Regions from separate parts of the Mus musculus genome. Here region 2 is linked to region 1. The links are chromatin loops, found by intact Hi-C in ENCODE. Cell type or tissue: left cerebral cortex. All regions are shown on one strand. Each heading gives the region's core, and the rest is flanking DNA. Links, peaks and the distances in the headings are about the cores only. Region 1 overlaps Cep128 (centrosomal protein 128). Region 2 has its middle 100 kb from the start of Gm23195.

What was found. Hi-C counts contacts between places; a loop is a spot of excess contacts. Peaks named below come from ENCODE experiments on the same cell type or tissue, not always from the same donor. Only the 100,000 strongest peaks of a DNase experiment are listed, where the experiment ranks them.
Region 2: it touches region 1 in a loop (2.3-fold over the local background); 6 of 42 quality-filtered maps call a loop at or near these places.

What each region holds. Positions count from the first base shown.
Region 1 is chr12:91,309,518-91,318,570 of GRCm38, reverse strand. The region is part of intron 10 of Cep128 (centrosomal protein 128); the gene reads left to right. Among named protein-coding and RNA genes, the nearest start is that of Cep128, 70 kb to the left of the region's middle. In left cerebral cortex, for the core only: a CTCF peak has its summit at 4,160; DNase peaks (open chromatin) are centred at 4,176 and 4,404.
Region 2 is chr12:90,912,191-90,921,243 of GRCm38, reverse strand. No RefSeq gene overlaps it. Among named protein-coding and RNA genes, the nearest start is that of Gm23195, 100 kb to the right of the region's middle. In left cerebral cortex, for the core only: no CTCF peak of the experiment used is centred there; a DNase peak (open chromatin) is centred at 5,093; H3K27ac peaks cover 776 bases.

The DNA.
Region 1 (9,053 bases), core at 298-8,297:
GAGGCTGAGCTGATGCCTGCCTTGAGACTTCACCCCTTGTAACTAGTGTTCCCAGTAATGGCAGGTACAGTGAACTCGGAAAAGAGAAAAGTAAACTATAAATCTTCCATCTACAATGGTGGCCTGTAAATACACTGGTCATAGTGGCACAAAACTTGGTGTAGTAAGCAACCAATATCTGATTGGATTTAAGGCTCACACCACAAGATGGAACCCCCGTAGCCAATGCTGCACAGGTGATCAAGAACCTGAGACTGGATAGGCCAGGGACGTAGGGGAAAACGAAATGCTACTGTTCTGCTGAAGGGACGTAGCAACAAATTGTGCCATAAGACATTCTGCTGCACTCATAGATCAGTGTCTTGTTCACTCATCAGCAGAGAAGCTTCCCCTTGCACTAGATGAGAACAAATACAGAGAACCACAGCTGGACAGTGTGCAGAGAGTAGCCCTACATGGGCTGTCTTCATCAAAGCCTTCCCCTCAGGGCTCAGAACTCTGCAGAGGAGAAGGTGGAAAGACTGTGGGAGCCAGAAGGGATGGATGGCTCAAGGAAACAAGGCCGTCTAAACACGACAGGACTGAAGCACGTATGAACTCACAGAGACTGGCAGCGTGAGAAGGTCTGAGTGCTGAGAGGGCAAGAGAACACAAGCCCCATTCCCAAACCTTCAATTGATAGCCGCTCCCAAAGGAAAAACTGACTTTGTCCGGTGGACTCCTGCTGGGGATACAAACCATACCTGAGGGCCGGCCCAGTGCCCAGCAGTAGGGCGAGCAACACGGAAGCAGCACAGTGGCAGGGTTGGAGGGTCTTGTCTCAGGGTGCTCTGTCACAGCTTTCCTTTACCTTTAGGTCTCTTGTGTATATATTATTGCTTCCAGTTTTGCATTTGTATTATCTGCCTATATGTTTCTTGTGCTTTTTCTTTGGCACTTTTTCTTCTGTTATTTTTACCTTTTTAAAAATTATTATTTAGATGTCTGTTTTTTAATAAGAGAAGGGGAAACAAGGGTGGATTTGGGTGGAAGGGCATTGCGGAGGATCTGCGAGGAACTAGGGGAGGGAAGACCGTAATTAAAATATATTCTATGAAAAAATGTATTTCCAGTTAAGAAAACAAAAACAAAAAGAAAAGAAGCAAGGTTACATTAACCTTAAAAAGAGAGTTTGGATAGGGTTCATCTTTACTTTTTCTGGTTCAGTTTAGGAGAAATGTCAATTTCTTTAATGTTAGTAAGAATGCGAGCATGAAGTCATTTGTTCCTGCTCTTGTTTAGATGGCTGCAGACTTGGTTTATACAGCGTATTGATTTATAAAGCAGCTATAGTCATTAGTATTATTAGATATACCTTTCCCACTTTCATGGAAAAAAAGACCTATGACCTGTTCTATTTTAAAAAGATTGTTCCATTTTATTTTCTAGGCTTGGGCATTAAATGTGTTTCTTTAAAAATAAATACTTTAAATTTATCACCAAACTATGTTTTGATGTGCTGTTCTCTTAGGATACTTTCCTTCTAAATCCATTATAGTGACTATTGCAAATTTCTCTATGTCTGTTTGGAATTTTCAGCATCTCTTTATATGCATATGTGTGTGTGTGTATGTGTGTGTGTGTGTGTGTGTGTGTGTGTGTGTGTGTGTATGTATGTGTGTGTGTGTGTATATATATATATATTTTTTTTTCCTCCCCTCAAGACAGGGTTTCCCTGTAGCTCTGGCTGTCCTGTAACTTACTCTGTAGATCAGTCTGGCCTCAGACTCACAGAGACCCACCTGCCTCTGCCTTCCAAGTATTGAGATTAATGGCATGCGCCACCACTGGCCAACCATAGTTTTTAAACCTAGCTTTAAAAAACAAAGTATTTTTAATTTTTTTTTTTTTGGAATTTATTGTCACTTGCATTTGGACCTAGTTCCTTGGTGTTTTGGTCTCATGGTTAAGGACTCAATAAAACCAGTACCTGATTTTCTCCCTTGCTTGGGTCCAACATTTTGTGTGTGAATCTGTAGGAGACACAGATACTTATGTAAATTGTGTAGGTCTCATTTGTCAATTTTGTTTCTATTCTCCTGTATTCCTATTTAATATATCAGGCTCAATTTACCTCCGTAATTTTTGTCAGTATTGCCTTTTTTAGTTGGTGTTTGTGGTTTCTTGAATATTTTAATATCACAGTCAGTTGTTTTTAAAAGCTTACATAGTGGTAGGTTGTTTTTATTATAGTTGTTGTTGTTTTTGGACAGAGTCTCACTGTGTAGCTCTCTTCTTGAACTCGCAGAGAGCTGTCTCCTTGTACTTATATCTCTGGAGTGAGTGTTGGGATTAAAGACATGCACCACATGCCTGGCTCTTAGTGAGTTTCTATCAAGGTTTCTGTATTTGTGCATGCTTTTTGTTTTCTTTATTTTAATCTTTCTTCCCACTTTCCTCATAAGAACTTTACCACTGGCCTTAAAGCAACCTCATTAGGTAAGTTCAGCCGTATTGATATGTTGGAAATGTTATTATCTGTCATCTTTTTTTCCTGCTACCCTTTTCTATGGATTGTTTTGCAGTTTTAGATTATGACTTTGCAGTTTTAGATTGTTTCCATCTTTAATGGATGTTACACATTTTTAACAATGTCTGTACATGGCAACATTTAGAATATAAATAAATAAAATCATTTGATAAAAAGTGTGTGTACATTTGAGTGTGTCTGTGTGTGTGCGCGCGTGAGCAAGCACATGCAGGTGTGCCTGCACATGTGTGTATATTTGGAGATCCAAGGGAGTTTCAGGTGTCATTAATCACTGTCCACTTTAGTTTTGGAGACAGGATCTCTTTCTGAACTTAGAGCTGACCCATTCAAGAGTCTGGTCAGCTAGCAAGCCCTGGAAATCCCAATCTGACCTCATCGGTAGCTATAGGCATGTGCTGCTGAACCCGTCTTTCTTCTGAGTGCTGTAGGGAATGTATCTCTGTCTGTATGTTCATGTGAGCACCTGACCAACGGAGCCATCTTTCCAGCTTTAGTCTAAAAACTTAAGCTTACCTACTTGAATATGCTATTCTGCAAAGCTGCCTTAACCAGAGTGGTTTTTCCTATCTTATCGGGGCATTCATTCATTCATTTACATTCCAGTTTAGCGAACCTGACGTTCTTGCCATCATCAGGTAGGACTTTGTACACTTCCTCTCTTTCTAACATAGCCTCCCAGTGCCTCACTCTTGAGTGCCATGGCATATTACACAAACTGTAGCCGCTGCTTGCTTGCTTGTGTGGTTGTATGTCTTCTTCCCTAGAATGTGGTTTCCTCTGCCAAACACCAGGTCACTCCCGTCTACTCTTGTCCTGGGACTCCAAGTACCAGGTCATTCACGTAGTATGCTGTTATGCTGCCAACAGCTGCTGAGCAGATGAGCGTTATTTTCAGATGTAAATGATCCTTGCTGCATGTAACACTTTGGGAGAGACGATCTCCATTAAGAGGCTTTTCCAGAGCAGGCGAAGGTGAACTCTACTTCATTGAGATTTAATATGAAATGGTTCAATGTCAGAGCTAGAACCCTATGAACATAATCAACCACAATTTAATATTATATAAATAACACGATCCCCATAGCAGGCTGCTAGACCTGACATTATATTGACGCTCATCTATCTGAAGTCTCATGCTATTAGGAGAATTGTTTGCTATTTCAGTATGTCATAGTAGTTGAAAGCTTAGAATGGAGTTACCCCAGGTATATGGATTCTACAAGTAAGACCTCTTTGGTACAGTATTTGTGGGAGATCGTTCAGTTCCAAGATTGTAGATAAGATGGCACAAAGACTTGTTTCTTCTATAGTTCAACGGCAGATCCCAAGTAGATTCTGTTTTGGAACACTATCTAAATAATGGACAGTCTTAACACATAACAAGGCTAATCTGGAGTTCTTGATCTTGCTGAGACTTCAGACGTGTGCTCACCATGTGGGCTTCGGAATAAAAACGTAAGGGACCTTGGATACAGTTCTGTTCTTTTCCTTAGTGTTTTTCTTTTTTTTCCTGAATGTTTCAAATGAAAACTTTCATGTCGTTTGTGTCTAGTGTTTTAAATTTAGTTGATAAAAAACGGTGGTAGGATAAACGCTGGCTAAGGACTTGGTGTATTGTTTTTGACCACTAGTCGTCAGTATTGAACCATCAGTAGGCATTATTTCTTCAAGCTCCAGGTTGGCTTAAGATGGATTCCCTACAGACTATACATCCCAGCTCTTAGCATTTCTGTAAACTGTCCTTGACATCAGTCTCACAATTAAAAACAATATCATTATTTGTCATTTTAAAATTGAAACTGTATAGATTCACACTGTTTGGAAAAATTCAGGGATTACATATGCTACGTGGAGTCTGGAGCTCACTTGTTGCTGCTTTAATACTCCGGATCCAGGCTTCCCTCACTCCCTGCCTCCTCCCATCCTTTCCTTTATGAAGGAGTTAGTCTGTTTAGTTGCAGAAAGGCGGAGACCAGCTTTTGATATGAGAGTTAATTTTATATATATTCCTGATTCTTTTCCACTTTAACGTGTCCGAGCTTTAAGCCAGCATCCTAGACACCCCTGTTTTCTATAGTCGCATCTCACACGAGCCTTTTCCTAACATTGTGTCTTTCTCTTACTCATGACCCCTTTTGTACCTTGTACCATTTACCTTTGTTCCTGTAATTAGCACTGTTCAATTTTCCTTCAGTGAGTCTCATTTTTCCTTGATAAACAGACATGGTTTACTGCTTAGTGCATTTAATTGATTTCTATTATTAAGATCTGTTAATTCTTTTTGTCACATACTGAAACAGGTTCTAATTATTGCTCAGGAGGGGAGGAACAAATTATTTGTAATCATCGTCCATTTGCGGTGAAGCTTTCAAGCCCTGTTCAGAGCTGTAAGGTTCTTTACTCAATTGATGGAGCTGGGATGGGAGAAAGCACACAGGCTTAGAACGTGTGACCTGAGAATGAGGTTTCCATGGCCTCTCCGGCCACGCTTGGATGAGGATCAAGTCACACTGATGTTGACGCTCACAGCGCAGTGTCTGCACAGACTTGGGCCCCGCAGCTCTGCTCTCCCGTTCTTGCCCCCTCTGACCTACGGGCTTCTTCAGAAGGCGCTGGAGCTTAATTTTTGTGTGTCTTTCATCCAAAGAAAGACAAGAAACAGACCATGCATCTTCTAAGGAAGACGGATAATCATCCTGATGTTAGATGCACTTTTAAGTGTTGAGAACTGAGTGTCTGCTGTCTTTGTTGTCTGTTTTTCTCTCATTCTTCACACCTTGTCAACTCTGATTTAAAAATAATTATGAAAGTTGGCTCTATCGGCTTTGTAACTGCTACTGACTGTTGCCTCTGCTGCTGTCTTCTGCTTGTGCAAACAGAGAAGGCCGCTGGCCTCAAGTCTTACCTCTTTGTCACCTGCGTGGCATGCAGATGATGTCACATTCTTCTTTTGTCACAGTTACAACAAATTTAAAAGCCTCACACTAAAAGTCCCTTGAATCTGGTTCCTGGTTTCTTCTCACTGCAGTGTTCAGTTATTCTCACCCTCGTGAATGGTAGGACAGTTACAGTGACCTCAGGCCAGCATGATGGCTTAGCGGTACAGATGCTCGGTGTAAAGTGGGATAACCTGATTTTGGTCTCCTGAACTCATATGGTGGAGAGATGGCCTTTGCAAGTTCAGTCATGTTCCCACAGGGAAGTCAGAGCCATCACTGTCACGTATGCTGGGCTTCTGCCCTTCTGTGGGCATGCTCTGCACTTTCTGCCTTTGGACTTTTGTACTTCCTGTTTTCAGAGACATGAAGTTGATTTTTGAAATAGTTGTGTGGCTTATGCCTGCCTTTCCTTTCGAATGCTACTTCAGAAAGCCTTTAGTAACTATCCAAGAAAAATGCCCTCCTTCCCTTCTGAGTTTGTTACATTTATTTCTTTTTTCTTTTTTCTTTTTTTTTTCTTTTTTCTTTTTGGTTTTTTGAGACAGGGTTTCTCTGTGTAGCCCTGACTGTCATGGAACTCACTCTGTAGACCAGGCTGGCCTCGAACTCAGAAATCCGCCTGTCTCTATCTGTCTCCCAAGTGCTGGGATCAAAGGTGTGCCACCACGCCCGGCTATTTCTTTTTTCTTTAACAATACTTTTCCACTATTGTCACCTTTCTGTCCCCTAACCAGCCTTTGAGGGTGGGCTCTTCATGGCTTCTGCTTATGGTCCTATCTCAATTCCTATAACAATGCCTGAGGAATAGTAAGTCCAAGCTAGGTGTTCATGGAATGAATGAATGAATGAATGATTGATTGAAAGAATGAATGCTGTATCCAGTATCCTCAGAGTACCACTTAGTATGATATTCATTTGGCGAGCACTGTCGTATGCTATGTCCTGGGTGCTGTGTTGGCAGCCATGGGTTTAACATTACCTATGATACTGCCTTGCCTTTGGGTCCTCTTCATACATTTTGTAAGGCAGTATTTCTAGGTATGCACGGGCTGTAGAGGACACCGGAGGGCAAAACGTTATTGTTTTGGGCCCTTTGTGGCAACGCTTGTGCTTGGGAGATCCCATATTTCTGCTGGGGCTTAGTATTTTCCAATTGGTCTGGGGAGTGTTTCTGTGGGTGTGAGTTGTGCCCCTCGATTATTTACTGGCTACTTACTTTGTGGAACACTCTTGCTCCGCGGCTTGAGGACTTAAATCCTGACAGCCATGGTTCTGATTCCCACCACTGCCCTTTCTCTTATCAGTTTACTTCATGGTAATTGTTTTTCTCGCTCTTCAGTGTTTGTTACCGTATGGATTATTTTATTAATTTTTTTCTGGCAAAGAGGAAAGTGCTGTTCGTAGCAAGGGTTATGAAAGAGTCGTCAATGTCAGCACACTGATAAAAAGGAAATGATGGACAACAGGGCTCAGCTCCTAGGGGCATTATCCTGCAAAGGTGTCTGACCCCCAGCTTAGGCACAGCTTATGATGAGCAGGTCCCACTTATGCTCTGAAACAATTCTAATTTTTTTTTTTTTTTTTAATTGTAAAACAGTTCCCCTAGACCTTCCGGAGCAAAGTCAGGAAAGGTCTTGGAGACTCTAGGATAAACTTTGTTACAGATTTCCATTTCCATTCAGGGAGTCATGGTGGTTCACCAACATCGTAGACAGTGTGTGCAAGCCATTGAAGCCCTAGGAAATGCTGCCTATATTAAAATGTTCCACTGATCAGACCTAGTGTATAGAAGTGATAAGGTACAAGCTGAGAGTTTAGAGCTGTGTTGTCAGCTCAGAAGCTGCGGCATGGCTGTTGTCAGCTGTTGGATTCCTTAAACAGAGCAGTTTTGTGAGCTGGTGTGTAGTGTAAGCTGTCCCAGAATACCTGTCACCTCTTTTTGATATGAACGACAGTTAAGTTCCAATTTTCTTAGGCCTTCACTTTTTCTTTTTCTTTCTCTGTCCAGGAACTCACTCTGTAGACCAGGCTAGCCTGGAACTCAGAGATCTGCCTCCCAAGTGCTGGGATTAAAGGTGTACACCACCACTGCCCAGCTGGCTTTTAGTTTTTAAGAAAACCTTATTCAATCTATTAGTTATGAAATGCTGGCTTCTGCTCCTCCCACTTCCTCATTTCAAATGTCTTTCTCTAAAATTCTGTAGTATATATTAATTTACACTTTTTAAGAAGTTTGAAAAGTGTGAGTGTGTGTATGTGTGTGTGTGTGTGTGTGTGTGTGTGTGTGTATGTGTGGTAGGTCTTCTAAGGTTGATTAATGTGGTTATAACTTCCTCCTTCCTACTCCATTAGGAATAACTCTTCATAGGATCTAAACACTCTTCTGGTTATTCATACCTCTGGGATTTTTTGTTAAATTTAATTTTACTTGTAATTCATTTTTCACACTCCATATTCCATTCCCTGCCCCTCCCCTCCCACCCTCCAACTGCTCCATATCCCACACCTCCTCCCCACCTGACCACTAAACTCCCTGGGGCCTCCAGTCTCTTGAGGGTTAGGTGCTTCATCTCTGGATGAACACAGACCTGGAAGTCCTCTACTGTATGTGTGTTGGGGGCCTCATATCAGCTGGTGTATCCTGTCTGTTTGGTGGTCCAGTGTTTGGGAGATCATGGGGGTCCAGGTTAATTGAGACTGCTGGTCCTCCTATAGGATCGCCCTTCTCCTCAGCTTCTTTCAGCCTTCCCTAATTCAACAACAGGGGTCAGCTGCTTCTGTCCATTGGTTGGGTGCAAATATCTGCATCTGACTCTTTTAGCTGCTTGCTGGGTCTTTCAGTGGGCAGCCATGATTGATCCCTTTTTGTGAGCACTCCATAGCCTCAGTAATAGTGTCAGGCCTTGGGACCTCCCCTTGAGCTGGATCCCACTTTGGGCCTGTTACTGGACCTTTTCTTCAGGCTTCTCTCCATTTCCATCCCTTTAATTCTTTCAGACAGGAACAGTTATGGGTCAGAGGTGTGACTGTGGGATTGCAAGCTGGTACAAACACTCTGGAAATCAATCTTGAGGTTCCTCAGAAAATTGGAAGTAGATCTACCTGAAGACCCAGCTATACCGCTCTTGGGAATATACCCAAAAGATGGCCCACCATGCCACAGGGGCAAGTGTTCCACTATGTTCATAGTGGCCTTGTTTGTGATAGCCAGAAGCTGGAAACAACCCAGGTGTCCTACCACAGAAGAATGGATGCAGAAATGTTTTTATACAATGGAATACTACTCAGCTATTAAGAACGTGGACATCCTGACTTTTTCAGGCAAATGGATGGAACTAGAAAATATTATCCTGAGTGAGGAAACTCAGTCGCAAAAGGATATGCATGGTATGTACTCACTAATAAGAGGATATTAGCCAAAAAACAAAACAAAACAAAACTAAAAAACCATACAGAGTACACAAGATACAGTCCACAGAATTCAAAAGGCTCAACAAGCTGAAGTGCCCAAGTGAGGATGTTTCAGTCCCACTTGGGAGAGAGAAAAAAGCAATCATAAGTGGGAAGGGAGGAAGGGACTTGGG
Region 2 (9,053 bases), core at 499-8,498, 400 kb after region 1:
CGTGGCCAGAAGAGGTTCAGGAAAAGTATGGACGCAGCCATCAAAGAATGTCAGTAGCTGTACCTATTGTGTCAGAACACTGGAATGATTTTAAAAGACATGAAATTCAGCCACTATCCCCTCTCTGACCATCTCCAGTGCAAGGGCATACCATGCCGTTTTAAGATTCAGACCCAGTCTCTCTAGAGACTGGATGGACATAGCTTTTAGAGAGACACGAGTATAGAGAGAAAAATTAATCTTCTAGTCTAACACTTGCTTGGATTCCAGTATTTCTGGGCTTTCAGTATAAAGGAAGAAATGATGTATAAAAAGACATGATAATGCCATCATGTTTGTGGGGTTGTAAGGGCTAAGTGAAAGAATATGAATGGCTCATATAACACTGGAATTTAGATATAACTGAGTTCAACTGTATGGTTATTGATCAGGCTGTTTGGTTTTGAGTCTTCATTCCAATATTCTAACCCATACAATTAACTTTAAAAAAATATCTGTGTGGCTGGAACGATGACTCAGCCGTTGTTAAAAGGCTAGACTTTGTGTGTGTGTGTGTGTGTGTGTGTGTGTGCAGACCCAAGGTTGATGTCGAGCATCTTCTTTCATTGCTCTTCACCACATACAGTACTTTAACTCAGAGCTTACTGATTCAGCTCCCTGTAAGGACCCCTTGACTGTCTTCTGAGCACTGATATCATAGGCAGACCATCACTCTGCCTCCACTCCTGGATCATCACTCCGGTCCTCACCCTTGTGTGCTTCACCCACAGAGCCATCTCCTGGGCTCCAATTTCATGTCTTTATACTTCTAGGGCCCATTCTGAAGGTAGTATCTGCATTATGGAGCTGTTGAGAGAGTTGGGATTTTTGATACTGGGAAAGAGAGACTAGAGCCAAGTACATAAAAGGAGCATTTTCAATGTTAAGTCCCTCTTGATGGAAGAGTCTTGGACTGTTTCATGCGGCTGCTTTTGTTCAATTCCAGTGAATTATTCTCCAGCCATTCCTAGCTTTAACTGGCTTTCCTCAAGTCCCATTTAAAAGTGTGGTGTGTGTGTGTGTGTGTGTGTGTGTGTGTGTGTTTGACAGTGCACATGTGGTGGTCAGAGGACGACTTGTGGCCTATGGTTCTCTCTTTCACCGTGTAGATCACAGGGATTGAACTCAGATTTTCTGGCTTAGAGACAGGTGCCTTTATCCACTAAGCCATCTCACCAGCCTGCCCTCAAGAACCATTTTTGAGGATGAAACTAAAGGAAGCCAAGATAGTAGTAGGTTTAATCTCCCTGAAGTCGTCTGGGCTAAAATTGCTCACATCGCCTAGGATTATATAGGGATGAAGTTCCCTTCATTTTCAGAGACAGACAGAGAAGTCAGCCACAGACTGGGCCCCAGGCAAAGGTAACTCACTCATTTCAGAAGGGCAGAAAGAACATGAAGTACTTGGTGAAGTGGCAGCCTGGGATGGGAAATGAGACACTGCAGTTTGTTTGAGAGCCTGGCAACATGGCGAACCACGCAAGTGGCTGTGAAATGGGAGCCTGCAAAGCCAGGTGTTCCTCTCTTTTGAGGTGTATGAAACCAAGATAGGTAACACTCACTCTGCATGCTCTGGATTCAGAGCTTGTTTTTTTTTTTTTTTTTTTTTTTTTGCAAGTTTTTGGCAAAAGTGGGATTCACTGGTCACGCCCATTCTAGTCTATATTTATTTTGACTAATAAGATAATCACCCCCTGGGGCTTAACTGGTTGAAATCTGTAAATCTCCTAAAAGTGTAATTGCCTATTCATAATCCTTCTTTCCAATATTGCGCAAATCTCATTAGTACATATCTTTTTATATTATTCATGTTATGGAAAAAATTGCTTTTTGCCGGTTGAAAGAACAATGGACAGAGAGAGACCCAGGTGTTTTGCTCGAGTTGTTGGGTTCAAATGAAGGGACGTGCTCAGAACTGGAAGAGATTCCCTTTGCAGCCACTTCTGCCCAGACTCTCGCTCTCTCTCTAGGTCTGCAAGCACTGATGTGGGGCTGGAACATTCCTACAAAGGTGTGGACTCAATTTAGCACCAACTGCGAGTAAAATCCCTCCAGAAGACTTCTGATGCAGAAACTCAGAAAGCCTCATGGTCTTTTCCTTTACATTGCATCTTGAGAGGGCAACTACTGCCTATGATTTATGTGTGTGTTTAGGAAAAACCGAGGAGTAGAGATGATAGGTTTTTAGGTAGAGTTGGTATGAACATCAATGGTACTTTCATAAAGTTCCCTCGACTTAGTCAGTTGACTTTTGAAACATGGTATGACATCACAGCATGTGAAAAAAACAGTTTTGTAGTTTTTAAAGTTACCTTGTTTTTTTGTTTTGTTTTGGTTGAGGAAGAGCTACTAGCAGTCCCAAATAAGATTGTTTGAGATAGAGGCATTTAAGCTGTTGAGATAACTGATTGGGTTAGGCACTGCCCAATAAAACTTACCACATGAGTTTAATCCCCTGGGACACACATGGCCGAAGGAGGACAGCAATTCCTAAAAATTGTTCTCTTGTCTCCACAAGTGTACCATGGCACATGTGTACATGCACACACACACGCACGCACGCGCACACACACACACACACACACACACACACACACAGAGGTACACACATGTGCGTCTGTGTGTGTGTGCAGCAAATATGTAAAGTGTAATAATTAAATAGCTGTAGTACCATCTGCCTCCTATGTGGGATGCATGGGGCTGTTTACTGTTTTCCCTGTGTGTGACTATGTGTGTCTGAGTCTACATGTGACCCCGCACTTTTTCTTGCCTCCAATTTAAGGCAGCGTAATTGCATAGCCTTTTTGGAGAAGAGGAGGATGGCAGTAACAATTCCCCTACTGTCACTACTGCAAATCAGTGTGTACTAATGAGTGAGAGACACTTCTTCAAGTCTCATGACAGAATGCAGTACTACATAATGTTTGGTGTGCACTTTATGTCCCCAAACTTGTCTATGGCCTTCACCTTGAGAGGGCTCTATTGAGCATTGCCTGAGTCAGTAGTCAAAGAACTGGGGAAAACAACGAAGTGGAGAGAGAAACTTAGACATAAGGTATAGAGATGAGGTAGAGATATGGAGTCTGGGCATATCCTTGGTCCTCTGCATGTCTGTACCCTTCTTCCTGACAAGCAGACTAACAACCAGAGAACTTAGCTCAGTCTCTCCTACCGCTAAACCCAACCCATCCCAATGTCTCCAAAGAATCAGACAAAAATTTCTTTAATTCTCCCGCTGCTCTTAATGGGTCTCACATTTAATCAAGGGATCCAGGTTTATTTGGATGAAATATAAGTCTGCATTTTTATTGGTTATTTTAGTTATTTACATTTCATATGTTGTCCCCCTTCCCTGTCTCCCCTCCACAAACCCAGCATCCCATCTCCCCTCTCCTTTGCCTCTAAGAGGGTGCGCCCCTCTTCTCCTGCCCCACCCCTCTAGCATCTCCCCTATGCATGCGTGGTCCCTTGTTTCTCCCAGCAACATGGGCACCTAGTCTGCCTAATCCCATATCAGACCCATTGTGGTGTGCTTTCTGCAGATTCTACTTGAGTACTTGTACTTGGGGAATCTCACTAAGTAATTTTTCTGGGTCTTAAATCAACGAAGGGGGCTCTGGACAGGTCTGCAAAGGTGTTTTCTAGATGGATTGATAGCAGGAGGAAGACCCTCCACCAGAGTGAGTGGCATCTTCTATTGGTGGCCAGGCAGAAGGAAGTCTGAAGCAAAAGCTGTTGCTTTTGCCTTTTTTCATTTCCTTCTTCCATGTGAGTCCATCTGCTCTGTTTTTGGTGCAGCCATGCTTCCCCGACATAAAAATTCAGCTTCTGTGGCCTTTCAATGTGGATAGAAGAAGACCAACATCTCTTTGGGAACCCTGCAGGCCTTTAGTGCCAAGTTGGACCAGCAGAGTCCAATTTTGACCTTATAGATTTGAGCAGTGACTGGGTTCTTAGCCTCCCCAGTATGAAAACTTCTACTGGCAGTTTTCTTCTGGACTATGCCATTTCAGCAAATTTAGTAAATAAAATCTCCCTTCAACTCCCCCCCCCTCTCTTTCTTATAGACACACACACACACACACATACCCTATTATTGTATCAGTTCTGTTATTCTAGAGAACCCCTAGAAAAACCAGATATATCTGATACTTTTTTGTAGAACTGGCTTGTATCTGACCCAGTATCCTTTAGAAACTCTAGAGATATCCATGTTCAGTTCCCAGAGTAGTTATCTTGCAAGGTCTTTCATTTGGCATGGAAGAAAGGAATTTCCTCCAACTTCCCTGTTAGGCAGCAAGGACAAGTGGCGAGGGAGGCACAGAACTAAGGAGAATTCTTACAAAACAAAACAAAACAAAACAAAACAAAACAAACAAACAAACAAACAAAACCTTCCCTTTAACCTCAGCTTTTAGGTTTTTCCTCCTTGAGGAGATTGTTAGGCGAATTCACAAACCCAGTTCTCTCTATTTCTACAAGTGTTGCACAGCAGATCTGAGGCCTTGCTATGTGCGTGTGTGCTATCATCTCCACAGAGCTGTTGCAGGCTCCTTCAGCCTAGAGCTTTAATTTGGCATATTTATGCCCCTTAAGATTCCTAGCACAGTGCCCTGGGGTAGATGTTCAACATATGTGTGACAGCTGATTGAGTGAACAGGGCAGACCTTGCAACCACCCGCTTGCCCAGAAGAAGGGGAAGGACTAGCTCCCGGTAAGCTGTGGACACATTCAGGTCGTCTTCCTGCGTTCCACTTCTCATGTAAGTACTGTTATTAAACTTGTAAATACTCCACAGAAGGCTGGTTTTTGGCAGTGGATGAACTCCTTTTGTCCCCTGTCCCGTGAATATCCTAACTACTTTGTCACTTTGATCTAGGGGGCATTTCATCTTCACAAATGCAAAGGAGCTGGCAAGTGCACAAATGTGTTCTATTTCCTATTGCTGTAAAAATCCATTGCTCTCGAGCCTTTGCCCACCCCCTTTCATGGTAATGTGTCAGCCGCTAAATTGCAGTTACTGGCTGTGGCCATAGCCATAAAAAAAAAAATCGTGAATGCCATGTAGATTTGAGGGTTGCTCCACTAAAGAGTTCACAATGGCTTTACTGTAACTGGGCTAACTAGAACTTGGCAGCGGCTAGCCAAGGAGGGTGATACCAAGTCCCCTCCCCCTTCCAGGATGCTGGCCTGATCTTCTTGTATTTGTGCAACTGGCCTATCCAGAGACCCAGAGCAGCTGGGAGGAGTGCCCCGGTGAGGACAACTCTCTCTGGGTCAGGTTGCCCTTTTTCAGCTTTCTTTTCATAGAGCTTCTCTTCCTGCAATGTGAAGTAGGTTACAGGATAGCTTGTTTTCTTTTGCTAGTTGAAATACAGCATTCGGGGTCATGCTCTGAATAATTTGTGCTTGTTAGAAATGACTGTCATCCTCTTGAAGCAGTAACAAAGTGCTACATTTAAATTAAATTCAGCCAAGCAAGAACATCTTCACAAAATCAATAGGGCTAGGCAGTTCTCAGAGATTTATGAATTTAAAAAAATATTTGTAATATTTCAGGACATAAATCAGCAAAGATATTTATGAGGATAGGAAAGGAGTTGGCCATTGTTCATAAGGCTTTGAAAGCATTTAGTAACATTTCGGGTCGAAAGTGAAAAGATAAGAAAATATTAGATGTGATCATCTTTATTATTATTTATTTTGTATTTGGCAAAGTTTATTCTTTCTCAGTCTCTAAGTGTAGTGTTCCAAGTGCCTCATTTTTGAAAGATAGCTTCATTTATTCATTAAAACAATAAGCCCTCAAGCCCTCAAGAGATGAAAGCCATGTCAAATACATCCTGAAAAGATACTTTGCATAAATGTATTTCTACACTCATTGTCTGCTCTTGTCTTTTTCCTAAATGTGACAAGAAACAGTGGGTGATCAATAAAATGGTGGCCTCATGTGCCAAGTAGAATATTTCTGTCAACACAAAATAATATATCTGTTTAATAATAATCTTCATTGTGTTGGAATGAAATCCTGTTTCTGTGTCCAAAGAGGCCACTCTTTACACAGACAAACAAATGCCACCATCTTTTGCAGTTCAAGACTCTAACCTTCCATTTGTTCCCACACTAGACATGTGACTATCCTGAACCAGTAAACTTAGCTAAAGTCACAGAAGAAAAGTCGCATCATTGATTTAATAATTTGCATGGTGGTTGCTCAGCTCCCCTTAACGTAAAGAATCTTAGTCTAATAAATCCAACAAATAAGTTAATTATTAGTATGCACTGAAAACTTAAGCTCCCAATAGTTATTCAAGTTATCTGTATGGAAAAATCATTATTGTAGACATATGTTTCTGCATTCAGAACAAGTAAGAGATTTTATGTTCAACCAATGTGGCTACCCTACAAGCAAAGTTATTCTTCATTTCAACATTGCCTAAAGCAGTATGTCTTTCTTACTTCTTCCTACTCTTACTATAGGAGTCTTTCTTTGTGTTTTTTGCATGTGTGTCACATAAGCACAGTAGACAACCCTGAGTTATTCATTTAATGGACACAAAAGAAAGACATCTCCATTTCTAGCCATCTATCCCATACCTTCTTAATTCTTTCCTTGTACCTGACATGTTCTATTTACCCCACAGTCTCCAGCTAGCTTGACTTTGAGGAGCCTTGCTTTAAATCAAGCATTGCATCTAAGACAACTTGTGTACTAGTTCTTTATGCTTAAGGCTTTATGTCAGGATGAGCGAATCTTCACAACAGAAAATGGTTTATCCAATTATCATTTTATCTCAGTTCCAACATCAAAATCTTTCTTTCTGACAGGGCTAGTCTTCTGCTAGCAACAGCACTAACCCCGTGGTTCCTTCCTGTGTTAGTAGTATGTCTACTATGATTACTTCTCAAACATGAGCATTGTTAAAGCCGGCAAGGTTACACTTATGAACCCCTTCAGTAAAGCCTTTCTCAATCCACTTTCCCCACCCCCAAATCTGACATTGATCCAATTGCTCTAAGATGGCTCTTTTGGACTTTACACCTGGGATTCTGAACTACTCACATCTGTCACAATATGAATCTATCCATACGGCTCCTCTTTGCTTTCTTTGTGACAATGCCGTATTTATTCCTTCCTTGTATGGCAGCGGACACTTGGTGCTGTTCCAGCAATTTGATGACGTGGGAAGGGAAAGACTGAAAGTAGATGCTTTCATTTTCAGGTATATTTTTGGATTCTGGAGCCTGTCCCATTACCATAGTTCAGAAGATTAGTAGCTTGCTATTTATCACTTAAAAAATATATATGCAATGGGTTGGGACTGATTGGCTCATTTCAGAGTCCTAGAGAGATGCTGGGCCTATGGCCCAATTTTTGCTCAGTTCAGAGTGACTCTAAATGGCAGACCTACGTGCCTGTGGTTTGCTGCCAATAATCCTCAGCTGTGACCTCAGAGCACCCATCTCTTGACATTGAGGCCACTACTTTTGATCAATGACTCTACTCTAGTTCTTAGAGACCTGAACTTAAGGATAATGTCTCTTCGAGACAACATAAAATGTATTGATTACATCATACTTTGCATGCTTAGATGGTTTAATTTAATTCAATGAAATAAAGTATTGCTATCCCTTCTATATCATAATATAAAAATGTAAAGATTTAATAGCTACTCATGGTCATAATGCTAAATTTATAAGACAGACTATTAAAAACTTGGAAAAGGCAAGCGAACCATTAATGGGTTTTCTCTGGATTCTTGAGTTTGAATGATTATCCCATTTGGATTTCTGTCTATGCCCATAGGTATGGGCTCTGTTTCAGAGGAAAGTTCCAAGCTCAGGAAATATAGCCTAATGGCCAGAGCAGGCCTAAGTATCAGCTCAAAAGTCTAAGCTGTTGGACCTGCCCATTTGGCTGAATGACTAGAAGGGTGGAGAGTATGGGTGGGCATTTTATAGCTGTTTAAGTTTGTGGAAAAGATGTATAGTCCAACAAGGGATGTATCTGTGGAACATAGGGGCAGTTCAGCTGCCAGTAAGTGCGAAAGTCCTCAGGGAGGCAGAGTCTTGCTGGCATCTGTGTGGAACCTTTAAGTTAGAGAGATTTGCTTACCAGAGCTCCACATTTTGAAAGATTTGAAAGATTGAAAAGATGAAAGACTGCCTTACTTAAAACTACTGTTTGGAGGGGATGAGAACAGGATTGTGTCACATAATGATAAGCTAGATATCAAGTGTGTGAGTCAGCTTTTTGTTGCCATAACAAAATACCGGAGATAATCAACTACTAAGACGGAAGTTTTAGTTCATGGTGGATTGGTCCTGTTGTTTTGGACCCATGGTAAGCCAGTATGAGTGTACTTACACACACTGCTCACAGCACACTGGGAGTGTGGGGTGAGCAAAAAAGGGAGGAAGGGATGGGTCTCATCTGTGAGAACAGGCAGCTCTGTCGTTGCTGTTCATTGTTATCTTCGCAGGGTACAAACAGTGCCTATCACCAGGCAGACACCCAGCCAATATTGCTGAAGGACTAACTGTGGTACCAGTGAAGAAGAGCTGACTAGAAGCAATGGGTGGTGCTAGGAATAGGAGAGGAGGCTGAGGAATGGGGGCCACTTATGTTTTTAGAAACTCAGACAGCCTAACTATAAGCATGTGCCATAACTATTTGCAGGACTGTGTGGCATAGAGATGCATGCAAAAATGGATACTTTGTAAATTCAAAATTCATGAGTTATGATTATCAGATGACATACTCCAAAAAAGATGATGTTGGATGGGATCTTAGGAAGTTCATAGAATCACCTAAAAGATCTGAGGCAAAAAGATCATTGCAAGTTCAAGGACAGCCTGGGCTACACAGGGTAATGCTGTCTCAAATAAGCAGAGAAGATGTATAATTGATATTAAATCCTAATTCGGGAACAAAGCATGGAATTCAAGATTGTGCTGCTTTAACCCACATTGGTCTTGAGCCTGAAATATCAGAGGCAGAAATATCAACCTCA